2 separate regions of the Homo sapiens genome follow, and region 2 is linked to region 1. A link is an interaction called in ENCODE POLR2A ChIA-PET data of the cell type or tissue named here. Cell type or tissue: OCI-LY7. All regions are shown on one strand. Each heading gives the region's core, and the rest is flanking DNA. Links, peaks and the distances in the headings are about the cores only. Region 1 overlaps PHC3 (polyhomeotic homolog 3). Region 2 holds the start of LOC124909455 (a long non-coding RNA gene).

Evidence for each region. Peaks named below come from ENCODE experiments on the same cell type or tissue, not always from the same donor. Only the 100,000 strongest peaks of a DNase experiment are listed, where the experiment ranks them.
Region 2: POLR2A ChIA-PET joins it to region 1 with 17 read pairs; 6 of 35 experiments call an interaction of 5 or more read pairs at or near these places.

Annotation. Positions count from the first base shown.
Region 1 is chr3:170,152,763-170,157,762 of GRCh38, reverse strand. All of the region lies in intron 4 of PHC3 (polyhomeotic homolog 3), which reads left to right. Among named protein-coding and RNA genes, the nearest start is that of PHC3, 26 kb to the left of the region's middle. In OCI-LY7, for the core only: no CTCF peak of the experiment used is centred there; DNase peaks (open chromatin) are centred at 2,142, 2,652 and 3,092; H3K4me3 peaks cover 2,214 bases; H3K27ac peaks cover 5,000 bases.
Region 2 is chr3:170,050,684-170,063,433 of GRCh38, reverse strand. The region is part of intron 2 of GPR160 (G protein-coupled receptor 160); the gene reads right to left. It overlaps LOC124909455 (a long non-coding RNA gene), which reads left to right and starts at 2,445. Exons shown (of 3, transcript XR_007096156.1): 1 at 2,445-5,221; 2 at 5,583-5,781. It also overlaps the pseudogene RNU4-38P and the pseudogene KMT5AP3. RefSeq lists enhancers at 660-1,180, 6,093-6,312, 7,124-7,623, 7,764-7,813, 7,844-7,903 and 2 more. In OCI-LY7, for the core only: CTCF peaks have their summits at 5,032, 5,241 and 6,105; DNase peaks (open chromatin) are centred at 5,153, 6,483, 7,623 and 8,103; H3K4me3 peaks cover 4,856 bases; H3K27ac peaks cover 5,000 bases.

The DNA.
Region 1 (5,000 bases), core at 1-5,000:
AATGTCCAAATCACATCAGCCACATATCAGAGTCCATTTGATATATTTATACTATATAGGGGATGTAAATTTACCTGAGAGAAAATCATTTGCTTATAATCAGTCATTCTCAGTGTTCTACTGCTAGTGTCCTCATCCTCTATTATCTCATTCAGGGAATTTTTTTAGGCTTCAGAACTCATTGTTTTTAAGGATTCTTTAAAATATAATTTTAAGTGATTGGGTGTAGAAGCCTTTTCCAAAACCTAATACTAGTGTGAGATAAAACTGTAGCCTGAATATTTGTATGGTCACAAGCAGCTTTACTGCATTTTTGTAAAATATTCCAACAGTACAGAAAAAGTAAAAAAGGTATTAAGTTCCCTAAAGCCTCTTTTCCCTTTCAGTCCGTCTGTCTTCTTAGTTGGTTCCATACCCCTCCACATCTTATCCTATGTATTATGGACATATATGTCATAGAGAAGTGTGCATATATGCATTTAGCACTCTTTTTTACACATTGTAAACACAGGTATTCTGCATTTTGTTTTTTTCCCTTAACAGTGTGTCTTGAGATCTTTTTATGTTTGCAGACAGAGATCAATCTCACTTAAGCTGCTGTGTGGGGTTGCACTGTGTGAATGGATTTTATTTTATATAACCATCGCTGTTGCTGGACATTTTAAATTATTTCCAATATGATAATTGTTCTGACATTGCAAGTTTTCTTTCTAGGATGCCAAAATCTGAAAACATTGGGAGACTGTGAGGTTTTTTATGTTTGTTTTATTTTCACCAGCTTGTATTGCAGAAAGTAGAAGTAATGTTTTTCTAAAATAAATAGGATAGGTATTTTATTTCTTTGATTTATTAAAAAACACGTAGTCTCAGCAGGGTACGGTGGCTCACACCTGTAATCCCAGCATTTTGGGAGGCCGAGGTGCGTGGATCACGAGGTCAGGAGTTCAAGACCAGCCTGACCAACATGGTGAAACCCCGTTACTATTAAAAATGCAAAAATTAGCCAGGCATGGTAGCAAGCCCTGTAATCCCAGCTACTCAGGAGGCTGAGGCAGGAGAATCACTTGAACCCAGGAGGCGGAGTTTGCAGTGAGCCAAGATGGCGCCACTGCACTCCAGCCTGGGTGACAGAGTGAGACTCCATCTCAAAAAAAAAACCATGTAGTCTCTTAAAAAGAAAATTCTTCATGGATAGCTATTACTACTTAAAAGTCCGGGTGCGATGGCTCACACCTATAATCCCAACATTTTGGGAGGCCGAGGTGGGTAGATCACTTCAGGTCAGGAGTTCGAGACCTGGCCAACATGGCGAAACTCGTCTCTACTAAGAATACAAAAATTAGCCATGCATGGTAGTGGGCGCTTGTGGTCGCAGATACTCAGGAGGCTGAGGCAGGAGAAGCACTTGAACCCAGGAGGCGGAGGTTGCAGTGAGCGGAGATTGTGCCACTGCATTCCAGTCCGGGCAGCAGAGTGAGACTCTGTCTCAAGAAAAAAAAAAATTCTGCATAGGGCCGGATATGGTGGCTCATGCCTGTAATCCCAGCACTTTGGGAGGCCAAGATGGGAGAATCACTTAAGCCCAGAAGTTTGAGACCAGCCTGAACTACGTAGACCCCATCTCTTTTCTTAATAAAATAAAAATAAAATTTCTATATAGCATTTTACTCTACTGATACTTGAAATACCACATAGCAGTTCCCACTAAATAATGAGGCAATACTATTTATAAGCTGCTTTAACATGATAAAAGCAAATTAATATACTAAGGTAAGCATTAAAGAGAAAAATAGCATTTCCTCTCTGATTCTAAAATTAATATCTACATAGAAAAGTTAAAAACTTTAAAAAAAGTAATCCCGGATTTTACTCCTAGAAGGCATTATATATATACACCTTTAACATTTTGGTGACTGTTCTCACAGGTAGTGGTGCATGGGTGTGTGTGTGTTTCTATATTGAGTCTAGTCATATATCATGTTATGAGTATGTATTATTGTGTGTATATCCAATGCAGTCATTTTTCTTAACTTTTTTTTTTGGAGACAGGGTCTCGCTCTGTCACCCAGGTTGGAGTGCAGTGCTGCAATCTCGGCTCACTGCAACCTCCGCCTCCCAGGCTCAAGTGATCTCCCAGCTCAGCCGCCTGAGTAGCTGGGACCACAGGTGTGCACCACAATGCCTGGCTAATTTTTTGTATTTTTGGTAGATACAGGGTTTCACCATGTTGACCAGGCTGGTCTCGAACTCCTGAGCTCAAGCTATCCACCTGTCTCAGCTTCCCAAAGTGCTGGGATTACTGGCATGAGCCACTATGCCTGGCCATCTTTCTTAACATGTTTTTCACATTTGTGATACATATACACACACAGACATTTGTATGTACCTATATGAATGATACTCTACATGTTGTTTTGCTGCCTTTTTACTCAGCAGTGGACACAAAAATCTTTTAATGCCACTGAATACAGATACATCATTCTTTTAATGTGAAATGTTTCTCTATTTAGGGTATACCTGATTGATTCTGATCAGTGAAACGGTAGAGGCAACTCTCAAATGGACTTTGGCTATGGGTAGTAATCGGTTGGAAACTCCTTTTGAGGACATTAACAGGTAGTTGGGAGTTAAGTGGCTTTTTCTGGCAGACTTGTTTCTTTCTGGTGACTCCTAGAATTAGCGTCAGTGGGGAGACAGCTTGCAGTAATCGGGCTCAGTAAGTGAGTTTCTTTGTGGAGTGTGACTTGAGATATGAAGTGACAGGATTGGTCAGGGTCTTCAGTGAAAGGGAATTAGGAGTGTTGGGATGGAACTGACAGAGAAATTAATGGAAACTGGTAAAGACATCTGGTTTAGGTCAGCAGAGCAACACAGGAAAAAGGAGAGCCTTATCAGTTGTGGAAAGGAAGGACAGTTTTTTAGTTAGGCTAGCTAGGGAGATGGACTTCTTGCAGAGGTGGCTACTGATCTGTTGGCCTTCATGAGTTGGGTGTTATTAGTAGATAGCTGCTTTTGAAATATTACTTGTTATATGGAACTTAAAAGTAAACACAACACTTGTTCTTTGATCTCACAACTTAGAGTAGAATACAGGTGGTTAGGGCGTTGCTAGTTGTCTTCACTTCCTCTTTTCTTTTTTAAGAAAAATAAAAGCATTCTGTTTGTACTTTGTACTATACTTCCTTAAAAAGCATTCTCCAGCTTGTTAGCTATCAGCCAATCATTTTTTAAAGAAGACTTTTATTACATTTTTCTTTAGAGAATGTGTAAATATCCTTACTAAGAGTACATTTCTTTCTTACTGTTTTTTGAAAGAATCACCAACTGAAAAAAAAGTTCTAAGGCATTATTACTGCAGAGTAACCTGAACTAGAGAGCTATCAGGATATTAAAAAAGTACCCCGAATGCCAAAATACATGAGTCAGAAAAACTTGGGTCCAGTTCTTCCCTGTTGGTAATTTAATCTCTGGAGCAAAGCTTAAATATTGCATGAATATGCCTTAAAATATGAAATATGCCTTAAAATAACATGACATTAATTAACTTAATAAGCTTATTGAATGAAGACCTTTCGTAGATACTGGATATATGAAGATGAATAACACATGGCCCCCACCCTTAAAGAAATTATTATTTAGAAGGATGAGATAGAAATATATGCTAAAAGTATATGGACGGTAACAATTAGGCAACAAAGAGGGGGAATAGTCAGTTCTGCTTTGGGATATGGGAATGCCTGAAAAAGCTTATTAGAGCAGGTGATTTTTGAGAAGTTGTTCACTATGTAGCTGCAGATGGGCTGGGACATGGCGGTGGCAAGGATGCTCAATCTAGTCAGGAATATCATCGCCAGTGCCATAGAGGACTGAGATCATGATACTACACATACCTTGCTATGGTAATGGGAAGGTTGTGTGTGGAGGGGGAGGAGATGATGCTAGAGAGGTTGTCAGGGAAGAGGTTTAACTTTATCCAGAAGATTCTTTTTTTTTTTTTTTTGAGACGGAGTCTCTCTCTGTCACCCAGGCTGGAGTGCAGTGGCGCGATCTTGGCTCACTGCAAACTCCGCTTCCCGGGTTCACGCCATTCTCCTGCCTCAGCCTCCCGAGTAGCTGGGACTACAGGCACCCGCCACCACGCCTGGCTATTTTTTTGTATTTTTAGTAGAGATGGGGTTTCACCGTGTTATCCAGGATGGTCTCAATCTCCTGACCTCGTGATCCGCCCGCCTCGGCCTCCCAAAGTGCTGGGATTACAGGCGTGAGCCACCGCGCCCGGCCTCAGAAGATTCTTAAATGGGTAATTAATATTAATAATCAGGGAAAGATTATCTGGCAAGTAGAAGGTGACAAGATTCCAGTAAGAGGTATCAGTTTGCAGATATTAAAGTAATCAAGCCAGAAATGACATGGGCCCAAAGTCTCAAACTAAGTGATGAAAAATCAAAATGGAAATTAGGAGACAAAAAGATGTATTAGAAACAAGATACGTGACTGATTTTGTGTGTGTGGTAAAGGAGAGGGAAGCATCAGGATGACTTCCAGATACTGTGTCTTGGAGAATTTTAGAAAATGCCAGTGCCATTTGAGGAGAAGCTGTTTTAAAAGGAATAATTAGTTTGCTGTTTGAACATGCTGAATTTGAGCTGGTAAAGGATACCCAGAAAGATGTGTTCTGTAGGTATTTGGATCTGGAACTTCAAAAAAGGGTTTATAGTTAAGAATCAAGAGTCATCAGGATTGAATTGTTTGAAACCGTGGAAGTAGATATGATAATCTAGGAATTCAAGAAGAAAAGTGTGGTCTGGTGCGATGGCTCATGCTGGTAATCCCAGCACTTTGGGAGGCTGAGGTGGGGGTATCGCTTGAGCCCAGGAGTTTGAGGCAAGCTTGGGCAACATGATGAAACCCTGTCTCTACAAAAAATAACAAAGATTAGCCGGGTGTGGTGATGCATGCCTGTAGTCCCAGCTACTCAGGAGGCTGAGGTGGAAGGATCA
Region 2 (12,750 bases), core at 3,213-8,212, 98 kb after region 1:
GCCTCCCCAGTGGCTGGGATTACAGGCATGCACCACCACGCCCGGCTAATTTTTGTATTTTTAGTAGAGACGGGGTTTCACCATGTTTGCCAGGCTGGTCTCAATCTCCTGACCTCAAGTGATCCACCCGCTTCGGCCTCCCAAAGTGCTGGGATTACAGGTGTGAGCCACCGCGCCTGGCCTGTGTGCTGAGTTTTTGACTGCATGCATGGGAAGCACAAAACGTTCAACCTGTATTAAAAAAAAAAAAAAAGGCACAAAAACAACTAGAATGTAAAAGTTTTGGTAATATAAAGCCATCTGTTTAAGTCCACCTTGGAAACCTGTAACATCCATTCATTCATTCATTCGTTCATTCATTCATTCAGTCATCTACTTATTTTGAGCTGGAGTCTCCCTCTGCCTCCCAGGATGGAGTGCGGTGGCGCGATCTCGGCTTACTGTGGAGATCCACGGAGATCCACCATGGAGGGGTCCCGTGGCGTCGGTGATCTCCGTGAGGCTCCGGTGCTTTTCTACCACAAAGGCGCCCCGGGAGAGCTCCCTCTGGTGTTCACACCCGGCCTTTGTCATTGATGAGGTCAGTCTTCACTCCTTCTTTCCTTTCCGCTTTCAACCAATTCATCTATTCTTTCCCTTTCTTCAAATTGCAGCTCCGCTTTGCCCTTCCTGGAGCTCCTTGGGACAGGGTAGAAATCCGTGAGTTTGCGACTTTTCCTTGAGCTTTTTTTCGGGGGCCTGTTTGCCCTTGATGGGCTATTTCAAGGCTTGCTTGGCGATGGCTGCATTGGTGGAATCACAAGACGAGGCCGGAGGTTTTGGAAGTTCTGCTGCTTCACATTTTTGGTTTGGAAAAGGTGCGAGGGGTCCTCTCCTGGCGTCTTTGATCTTCTGTGCTTGGGCTTCGTGCTCCGTGTTGCATTCTTTTCCTGTGGATTCCAGCTAATGGTTTCCCCTGGCATTTGACTTCGTGACGTGTAACGGAGTTCTCCTCCTGAAGGCTGGAACACATTCCAGAGCATTTGTTAGGCTCACGGAGGAAAAGATCTTTGATTGCCAGGACATACATTCTCCCCAACGTCGGTGCAGCGCCTCCCTGGACCCCTCTGCTCCACTATCTGCGGGCTCGGGGCCGTCGCTGTCACCCCCGCTGCTGCCTCCGCCGCACGGGACTTGGACATCTTCCTGCCTGGAGAGGGGGACCCTGGGGAGGGGGCGCTCAGAGCGCAGAGCTGTTTGGAGGGCTGTGGTGGGAGCCGATGTCCCCCTCCTGCCGCTAGGCCCAGTAGGGCCCGACACACCCACCTCAGGAAAATTTTCTTTTTAGTGACACATAAAATAATGATGTCTTACAATGGATGGCATGTTGATTGAATAAAATATTGTAAAATAGACCTTATAAAATAAAAAAACTTGGAATTTAATTTTTATTTATTTATTTTAAAATCATAGAGATGGGGTCTCCCTATGTTGCCCAGGCTGGTCTCAAACTGCCGGCCTCAAGCGATGCTCCCACCTCCGCCTCCCAAAGTGCTGGGATTCCAGGCAGGAGCCACTGCGCATGGCCTTGAAATTTAAAAATAAGAAAATGTACAGAGATAGTATATAACCATTTAAAAGAATATCTTTGAGGACTATTTAATGGAGACTTGCCAATAATTATAATATGGAACAAGCAGAAGGAACATAAAAAACCATGTAGAGTACAATTCAATTTTGTTTAAATATATGTAGATGAGATGGAAATATACCAAAGTGTTAATGATGGTTATCTTAGTGTGGTCTTATAAGACTTCATTTTATCTCGATATTTTCCCATTTTTCCTATGATGATTTATCTTATAATCGGATAGCCATTTTCATAACTATGATACCATCATTTTATCTATGAAATCAAATTATATAGTATTTAATACATAGTCCATATTAAAACTGTCCCATTAATTAAAACTGTCCCATAAATATTAATTTAATGAAATTAAATTAAATGGTATAGTATCTAATACATAGTCCATATTAAAACTGTCCCAATGTTGTTAGAGTTTTTTTTAATACAAAATCCAATCAAGGATCACATATTTGTCATGTCTTGTTAGTCTCTTTTAATTTTGGATAATTTGTTGTTGTTGTTGTTTTTTATCTTTCTTTTTTTTTTTTTTGAGACAGAGTCTCACTCTGTCACCCAGGCTGGAGTGCAGTGGCGCCATATCGGCTCACTGCAACCTCTGCCTCCCAGGTTCAAGCGATTCTCCTGCCTCAGCCTCCCGAGTAGCTGGGATTACAGGTGCCTGCCACCACGCCTGGCTAATTTTTGTATTATTAGTAGAGATGTGGTTTCACCATGTTGGTCAGGCTGGTCTTGAACTCCTGACTTCAAGCAATCCACCCTCCTGGGCCTCCCAAAGTGCTGGGATTACAGGTGTGAGCCACCGTGCCCGGCAATACTGACATTTTTGAAGAGTCCAGGTCAGTTATCTTGTAAAATATCACATAATCTCGATTTGTCTAATTGTTTTCTCAATATTAAACATTTCTGGCAAGAAAACTATCTAGATGATATATCCCATTATGTCATGTCTCATTACTGGTCATGTGATGTTAGGTCACTTGATTAAGGAGGTGTTTGCCATATTTCTTTTTCTTTTTATTATTAGTATTATTTTGAGACAGGGTCTCACTGTGTTGCTGAAGCTGGAGTGCAGTAGTACAGTCATAGCTCACTGTAACCTAGAACTCCTGGGCTCAAGTGATCTTCCCACCGCAGCCTCCTGAGTAGCTAGGACTATAGAGGTGTGCACCACCATGCCCAGTTAATTTTTTTTTAAAATACTGTTTTGTAGAGATGGGGTCTTGCTGTTGCCCAGGCTGGTCTTGAACTCCTAGCCTCAAGCAATTATCCCTCCTAGGCCTCCCAAAGTGGTGGGATTATAGGCATGAGCCACCTCGCCTCGTCCATTTTACTGTTGTAGAGGACCTTTTCCCTTTGTAATTAATACTTTGAGACTGTTAGACCAATCCGTTGCATAACAAAGTTTCACCTGATAGTTTTAGCATCCGTTTATTATCCTTGCCTGAATTAATCACCACACTGGGAGTTGTAAAATAGTAATTTTCTAATTCTAAGATTCATTCTGCTTTCATGAGCTGGCAGTTGTTTCTGGAAATACATTATAGATTCATTGATTTATTTTTATTAAATGTGTTATAATTCACTGCCATCATTCTTCTTTTGAATGCTTAAAATTTTCCAAATCATCTTGTCAGGGTTCCTTCAGGCTGGCTCCCATATGTATCTTTTGCCATCCCAGTTGCTGAGCACATGCCCGCTTTGGCACGTTGTACTTCTGGTCATTTTTTTTCAAGGAGCCCTGTTTTTTTTAGGAAAATATGGTATTTTAAAACTAGAATCTGGGTGGCACACTGATACCTCCAATGCAAAGCTACCATCTCAGGAGTCTTCCTCACCTTATTTCAGTATTTGTGAAATAGTGAAATACATACTTGAAAGATCATCTCCCACAGCAAGAATCTGGTTCCCACGTGGACACATGGTGGGAAACACCACACACTTGGGCCTGCTAGAGGGGGGAGTGGGGGGAAGAAAAGCATCAGGAAAAACAGCTAATGGATGCTGGGCTTAATGCCTAGGTGATGGGATAATCTGTACAGCAAACCACCATGGCACCCGTTTCCCTGTGTAACAAACCTCCCCATCCTGCACATGTACCCCTGAACTTAAAAGCTGAAGAAAAAAAAGGGCAGGAAGCCACACTAATAGCAAATTAGAGATTAACTTAAAGGATCAGGAAGGGTCCCAGCAGGAAGCAGACTCCAACTCCTGTGATTGAATACAGAATTTCAATGAAGAAATTAACAACAAAAAAGAACCTGGTTCCCAATGACATTAGTATATTGATTCATTTGTTCAAACTACAATACATATTAAGCAGTTTCAGAGTTACTACACTGATAGCATTGCCCAACAATTAACCAGGTAAATAAAGCCTAATTTTTTCCATTCTTTTTGTCCCTTGACTATATTCCACTAAGCTTATACAGTCTGAGTACTCTGTTATAAAGTTATCTGAATTCTCTTCTTTGTATTTATGTAATCAATTTGATATAGTGTTTTGATTATTAGTTTCTCTTTGTATATTCAATGACAGGATTTCCTTTGTTTTCATTATTTTTAGTTCATTTTAATTTTATATAATTGAATATGTAAAATATTTACATGGCTCAAAATCAAAACTATATAAAAAGGTACGCTCAGAAAAGTCTCATTTCCATACTTATTTCCTCCACTAATATCCACCCACCCCCTATCATTTATTTCTGGTTTATAGTTCCTGTGCATCTTTCTGCAAAAATAAGTGTGTGTGTGTGTGTGTGTGTGTGTGTGTTTGTGCATGTGTGTGTGTACATGTGTGGTTATTTCCCTTTCCATCTTAAATACAAGGTAGCACATTAGATATACTTTTTGTGACTCTTTATTGCCCCTTAAAACATCCTAGAAAGCATTTCATCTTTGTTAATAGCTATCTTCCTTTTTAATTTTTTAAAAATTGTTTTTATGGCTGCATTATGTAGATATACTATAGCTTATTCAGCCAGAGTTCTATGAGTGGACATAAAGGTTGTTTCCAAATTTGTTCTATCTGCAAATAATGTAGCGATGAACAACCTTCTGTACATATTCTTTGCTATTTTGTGGAGGTGTTTCCTCTGGAATAATTACTAGAAGTGAGGCCATTAGGTCAAAGGGTGAATGCTTACATAATTTTGTTAGATATTGCCAATTTTTCCTTCATAGGGACTGCTGATCATCATTTTTGAATGACGGTTTAACTAGTATTGAATTCTAAGTTGAAGATAATACTCTCTTGTGTTTTCAATTCTATTGCTGATGAGAAATCTGTTGTCAATGTAACCACTGTTTCTTAGAGGTATGGCAGAAACTTATTCTCCATTTTATCTTCCCTTCTTTTTCCCAGGCACGTGGCTGACCTGTTTCCCAGGCTCCCCAGAAGTTAGGTATGGCCGGTGGGGCGTGAGCAGACATGAGGAAGACCATTTCTGGCCTAGCTTATTCCCCACCCACCCACTTCCTGTGGGAAAGCAGGGCAATTCTGAAACCCATATGGGTGCCGTCAGCTGGGTCCCTGAGGGTACAGCCACCCAGTGGCCTGAAATACCCACCCAGGCCTGCTACACGAGAGAAGTAAGCTCGTACTGGATTTGATCCATTGCATTTTTGGTCTTTTTAAAGCATTTTAGCCCACTTGACTTAATACAAAACTGTTCTAACTGGTTCTTTTTCCTATCCCTCCCCCTTGCTTCTACTTCATAATTTTTATCTACTGCAAGACTTCATTCATCGTAAGAATTCTAAACATACTTACTTTATTGTCATTTCCAGGAATTCCAACTGCTAATTTCACTTTTAGTAAATTCGTGTCTTGCTTGAACAAATTTTGAACTCCATATCTATGTCTTCATGTATTTTAAAGTTTTGCTTTGCAAGCTTACTTTCAGTAGGAGTTTTCGATTGCTGTATCTTTCCCTCCTCTCTCCCTTCCCAGGCAGCTTTCAGTCCCTCCACCTGGCCTCTCAGGACTTCTTCCAAACCAGGTCTCAAAATGCCACTTGGTGTTCCTGCTCAGTTGTGGTATCAGCGATACTGCGGATCCAGGCCCTGGGCCAAGAAAGCAGCATGGCTCAGCTTCTGGTTCTGAAGCTGTGTCTTTGTCTCTGAAACTTCCAGAAGCCCATTCCTTCCAGGTAAGCCATCTTTTCCAGCCTTCCTTCTTAGGTTTGGGAGGGAGGGCACTGCAGTCTCTGATTTCAGTGTTGCCAATGTTTCTTAGAGGTATGGAAGAAACTTAGTTATTCTCCCAATTTACATTCCCTGGAGCCTGGCTCCAACTCCTTGGTATCAGCTCATGTGGATACTTTTACATCCCTATCTTTTCATTTTTTAATTTGTTTTTAATGTTAAGTTCAGTCTCCATAGAGTCTCAAAAATTGCCAGTGCCAACCATATTTCATCATGGCAGGGTATTGAGAAAAGTTTTCAATTAGCAAGTGCCTCAGATAAACTTCACTGGCTATGAAATGGCCACTGCACAAAGCTATATCCCCTTATTCTAAAAAACCTGAGTTTCTGGTTGCCCCTGCTGGAGAGGCCTGCAGCTTGAGCCTGCTTACCCCTTTGTATTTCAACTTACATTCTAGGTAACTAGAATGACTATAGCCCAACTATACTTATTTGGTTACCCTTTTTATATTATAACTACCTTTGCTAGGTGTTTGGAGCCTGAACTCCTGTGCCATCTTGACCAGATGTCATCACTTAAATAATTGTTTTGCTCTCCTGTGGCTCCGGTATACATTTTGTAAGACCCTCTTTACATAGTATGCACTCAAGCTAAACATAGTTCTGAGAAGTCTTGGTATTGCCAGTTATGAAATGACTTCACTGTATCATTTGCCTACTTTCAGTCTCATACAAGTATTAACTAGAGCACTGATGTATGAAATGTGGTATTCTGCATATACCCACATTATAGTTACTGTGATGGTTCAACTACCTTGTGATTCACCATGGCCCATAGGCTTTTTCTGCCAAAAATAGGCACAGTGCCAATCATTCTCCAATTTGAACCTCTTACTTACAAAATTAATTAGCCTTCACGTGATTCTGTCCAGTATTTTATAAATACGGTACCCCATTAATGCAGGTTATTTTGACTTCTGTTTCTAGTATTTCTCGCATACAAACATATACACTAATATGCCACCAGTTATGGATTAAAACTGATTAAACAGAATGGTTCCCAGACTGACCTCTAAAAGGTTAAATGATGACTTATCCCACACTGGAACCATATCCTTGATAATGTCTCTGTGTTACCTTCCCACCGTCTAACTGTGGTATCATGTGAGCTAACCTGTTTCCCCGGGCTGTTATTGATTATGTCATTCATAATGAAATCAATAGCATGAGAAAGTTAAGATTATGTCCCCTGCTTCCTCCAGATCCGTAAAATGTTCTTGAAAACAAATCAGGTTACACTGACACAATTCATTTTTCTATAAAGCTACCATGAATTTTTACTCAATGCCTTATGTTTGCTTGTAAATTAGTATTCTGGTGATGTATATTTTCACATAAACTTCCCTTACAATGTGACTGTATTTTATTGACTGCAAATTCTACACATATATTCACCTCGTCATCATTTTGGTGGGAACAGATAAGTAATACAAGTATAAGGTTCAGAATTAAAGAGAAAGGAGTTGCATACCTTGTACTAGTCATTCAGGTACTGAGTTTTAAGAACAACATCAACAAATAGAAAATATATCTTAAAAAAAATCAACAATATAGGAATGGGATTAATAAGAGCAACAAAGGATTATAAGAACAGTTGTTCAGATACTTATGGGCTGACCGCTTAGCAAACATGCTCACAGAAGAGGTTTAAAAAGAGTTTTTAAGGCCGGGCGCAGTGGCTCACGCCTGTAATCCCAGCACTTTGGGAGGCCGAGATGGGCGGATCACGAAGTGAGGAGATCGAGACCATCCTGGCTAACACGGTGAAACCCCGCCTCTACTAAAAATACAAAAAATTAGACAGGCGTTGTGGCAGACACCTGCAGTCCCAGCTACTCAGGAGGCTGAGGCAGGAGAATGGCGTGAACCCGGGAGGCGGAGCTTACAGTGAGCCGGGATCGCGCCACTGCACTCCAGCCTGGGGGACAGAGCGAGACTCCGTCTCAAAAAAAAAAAAAGTTTTTAAAAGAACATCTGAACTAGAGATTGCCTCCTGGTTCTCAATGATTATCATGTCCTTTAGTCTTGCTTTCTTCATCAAAATAAACGGCCTAAGCATACAATGATCTGGAAAGTAGCAATCAGAAATCTGTGCTCAATAGTCCCTGAGACCCCACTCTCCATCCCGGGCTTCTGAATGTGGCTCCTTGTATGACTCAACCACCAGAGAGGTTATGACATTCTTCATGCTTAGTTGTTCATGGTTTCTGAAACCACGGTTATTCATCATTGCTGAGAAACTGAACCAGAACAACCACCTAAGGGAGATCCTTTTTTCACCATCACATTGTCAGGTGTGATGTCAGGACCCAATCAGCCGGGGTCCAGTTCTCCTATAAGTCTTTGGTAACAGTATCCCAGACCTACGCCAGCTTGCCCCACTACCATTCTACCTGTTTTGTTTCCATTCTCAGGATTCAGAAATATAACATACACATCTCCTAAGAACGACTTTATATCCATACAGTAGAATATTATTCAGTCTTAAAAGGAAATGAAATCCTGGCCGGGCACGGTGGCTTATGCCTATAATCCCAATACTTTGGGAGGCCAAGGCAGATGGGTCACCTGTGGTCAGGAGTTCGAGACCAGCCTGGCCAACATGGTGAAACCCTGTCTCTACTAAAAATACAAAAAGTAGCTGGGCATGGTAGCAGATGGCGGTAATCCCAGCTACTAGGGAGGCTGAGGCAGGAGAATCACTTGAATTTGGGAGGCAGAGGTTGCAGTGAGCCAAGATCGGGCCACTGCATTCCACCCCGGGTGACAGAGCAAGACTTCGTCTCAAAAAAAAAAAAAAGAAAAGAAATTCTGATACATGCTGAAGGTGGAAGAACCCGTAAGACATTACACTAAGTGAATAAGCAGACAGAAGATGACAAATATCATATGATCCCATATATATGAGGTACCTAGAATAATCAAATTCATAGACAAAAAGTAAACAGTAGCCAGGAGCTAGGAGAAGGGAAGAATGAGGAGTTACTGTTTAATGGGTGCAGGTTTTCAGCACAGGATGAAAAAGTTCTGAAGATGCGTAGATAGCAGTATCAGTTGCTCAACAATGTGAATGTACTTAGTGCCATTGACCTGTACACTTAAAAATGGTTAAGATGGTAAATTTTAGGTATATTTTACTATAATGATTTGACCTGAGCAGCTCAGTCCTTCTATTCTGCCAGAAGGTGGTGATGTTTTCTTAGCCCCTGCTGTCTGCTTCAATGTCAGGCAAAAGCAATTTTGAAGAGACAGTTTTCTGGATACCTCTGGGACCTCAGGGCCTTTGAACTTGTGCTTCAGAAGACCATTCTGCCTGGGATGGTCTTCTTTCTTATACTCATGTAGCTTGCTCCCTCAACTGCCTGAAGTCTTCACTTAAATGATACTTTTTTTTTTTTAAGCATGAGACTAATAATGATGAGAGTTTAAGATAAGTTTGTTGGGCAGGCAGGGCTCTCAAGCCAAATAACTCTACACACACATACACACACACACACACAAACGCTGCTTTTTAGTTTATAAAATATTTTATGGAAATTGTCTGATTCAAATTGTCTAAATCATGTTCCTGAACTAATATTCCATGCACAAATGCCAAGATATTCAAGTGTTAAAGCTGAGTAATTAAAAAAAAAAACAAAAAACCAAAATGGGTAACTGTGGTCTTTTCCCTAATTTGAGGTGAAGAGAAAGTGCCAACAGATGAAAAATAAATATATTCACATTACTGAATACAGAAAACAAGCATATGACCATCTTGAGAGATGCAGAAAAATCTTTGGAAAAAATTCAACAACCATTCATGATAAAAACCTCTCAGCAAAGTAGGAAACTGATGGTTTCCTCAACCTGATAAGGAACATCTATGAAAAATCTATAGCTATCATTATACTTAAGTGTGAAAGACTGACCACTTTACCCCTAAAATTGGAAACAAGGTAAGGATATCTGTCCTTACTACATCTACTCAACATTTTAGGATATCCTAGCCCATTCAGTAAGGCGAGAAAATAAAAGAAAGGCATACAGACTAGAAAGGATAAGATAAAACTATTTGTAGATGGCATTTATGTATATTGATAATCCTAAGGTACTTACAAAAAATCTACTGGAATTAATAAATGAATTTAGTTAAGATCACAGGTCAATTTTTAAAACCACATTGCTATATATAGCAACAAAATTCAAAAATGAAGGAAAATATATCATTTCCAATAGACTCAAAAACATAAAATAAGAATAAATTTGTATAAATATTTATAAAATGTCAATGCTAAAAGCTACAAAACACTGCCAAAAAAACCTAAAGACCTTAACAGAGATATGCCATGTTCATGGATAAGAAGATTAATATTATTAACATGTCAATCCTCCCCAGATTAGTTGATTCAATGTAGTTCTGATCAAAATCCAACCAGGCCTTTTTCTTTTTTAAAGATATTCACAAGCTGATGCTAAAATATATATGAAAATACAAAGGGTTAGAATAGCCAATAACAAAGTTGGACGACTTACACTACCTGATTTCAAGACTTATAAATTATAGAACTCAAGACAATGAGCTTAAGAGTTCAAACCAGTCCACTTGATTTATAAGAAAGTACCAATGCAATTCAATGGAGGAAAGGAAAGTCTTTTCAACACACTGTGCTGGACTAACTGGATAACCGTATGAAAAAAAAAGGACCTTAACTCCACTTCACACCATTAACAGAAATTAACTCAGGAGAGATCACAAGCATAGCTATAAAAGGTAAGACTCTACAAGGAAAACAAAGGAGAATATGTTTGCAACCTTAGAGTAAAGAATTCTCAAGCAAAACACAAAAAGCACCAAATAGAAAAAAAATTGATAAAGTGAACTCATTAAAATTAGATTCTTCTGTTCATCATAAGAAAATGAAAAGGCAATTACAGACTGGGAGAAAATGCTTACAACACATCTATCTAACAAAAGACTTGTGCCCAGACTACCAGACCACATATATAAAGAGTGCCTACAAATGAATAACAAAAAGTCAAACTACTCAAACAAAAATGGGCAAAATACTTAAAAAGACACTCCAAAAAGAATATGTACAAATGGCCAATAGCAAACAAAAAGGTACTCAACATCATTAGTTATCAGGATAAAGCTAATTAAAATGACAATGACATACAATTTCACATCCATCAGAATGACTAAAATCAGAAAGACCAACAATACCAAATATTGGAAAAGATGTAGAGTAACGAGAACTCCTATACGCTGCTGTTTGAGGTGTAAAATGGTGTATCCCCTTGGAAAATAGTGTGGCATTTCAACATAGGCTTATCCTATGATCCAGTACTTCTACTACTAGATATTTACCTAGGAGTAATTAAAACAGGTCGGCCAAGTGCAGAGGCTCACGCCTATAATCCCAGTACTTTGGAAGGCCAAGGTGGGCGGATCACTTGAGGTCAGGAGTTCGAGATCAACCTGGTCGACATGGTGAAACCACGTCTCTCCTAAAAATACAAAAATTAGCTGAGCATGGTGGCGTGCACCTGTAATCCCAGCTACTTAGGAGGCTGAGGCAGGGGAATCACTGGAGCCTGGGAGGTGGAGGTTGCAGTGAGCCGAGAATGCGCCACTGCACTCCAGCCTGGGTGACAGAGTGAGACTCCATCTCAAAAACATAACAAAACATGTCCACAAGACTTGTATAAGGTTCAGCAAGTACTTATTAGATATAAGATTAAAAACACAAACCATAAAAGAAATCAACAACTTAGGCTTCATCAAAATTTAAAACTTTTTTTTTCTTTAAAAGGCACCATTAGGGAAAAAGTCATGGGTCTGGGGAAAATATTTTCAAACTATTTATTTGTTTTTTATTTTTTTATTTTTTGAGACAGAGTTTCGTTCTCTCTCCCAAGCTGGAGTGCAGTGGTACGATCCTGGGTCACTGCAACCTCCGCCTCCCAGGTTCAAGTAATTCTTGTGCCTCAGCCTCCTGAGTAGCTGGGATTACAGGCGCATGCCACCGCGCCCAGCTAATTTTTGTATTTTTAGTAGAGGCGGGGTTTCGCCATGTTGGCCAGGCTGATCTTGAACTCCTGATCTCAGGTGATCTGCTGGCCTTGGCCTCCCAAAGTGCTGAGATTACAGGTGTGAGCCACTGCACCCAGCCCCAAACCATATATTTGATAAAGAATTTGCATCCAGATATATACCTTAAAATTCTTGAACCTCAATAAGAGGATGGTGAGAAATAATCCAGTTTTAAAATGGGGCAAAAGATGTAACTAGACGTGTCATCAAAGATGATATAGATCTATATTGATATCAATATAGATCAAATATCCAATAAAAAAGAAGACATATAAGTAACTAATAAGCACATGAAAAGGAACTCAACAGCATTAGTCATTAGGGAAATGCAAATTAAAACTGCCAATGAGACACCATTATATACCCTTTGGAATATCTATAATAAGAACGACTAACAATTTCAAATGTTGGCAAGAATGTAGAGAATCCTCATACACTGTTAGTGGGACTCTAACATTGCACAGCCGCTTTTGGAAAATAGTTTGGCAGTTTCTTAAAAAGTTAAACATAAACTTACCACATGACTCCGCAATTATACCCCTACAAATCTACTCAAGAGAAATACAAATAAGGTCCATACTAACACTTGTAGATAGCAACATTACCTCGTTTATAGCAACATTATTCATAATAGCCAAGCCCTGGGAACAATTCAAATGTTCATCAACTGGTGAGTGGATAAATAAAATGCAGTACATTTATAAAACTGTATGCTACTCAGCAATACAAAGGAACAAACTACTGATACATGCTGCAACATGGATGAACCTCAAAAATGTTGTGCTAAGTGAGAGATGCCTGACACATAAAACTACATATCCCAAGATTCCTCTTATTT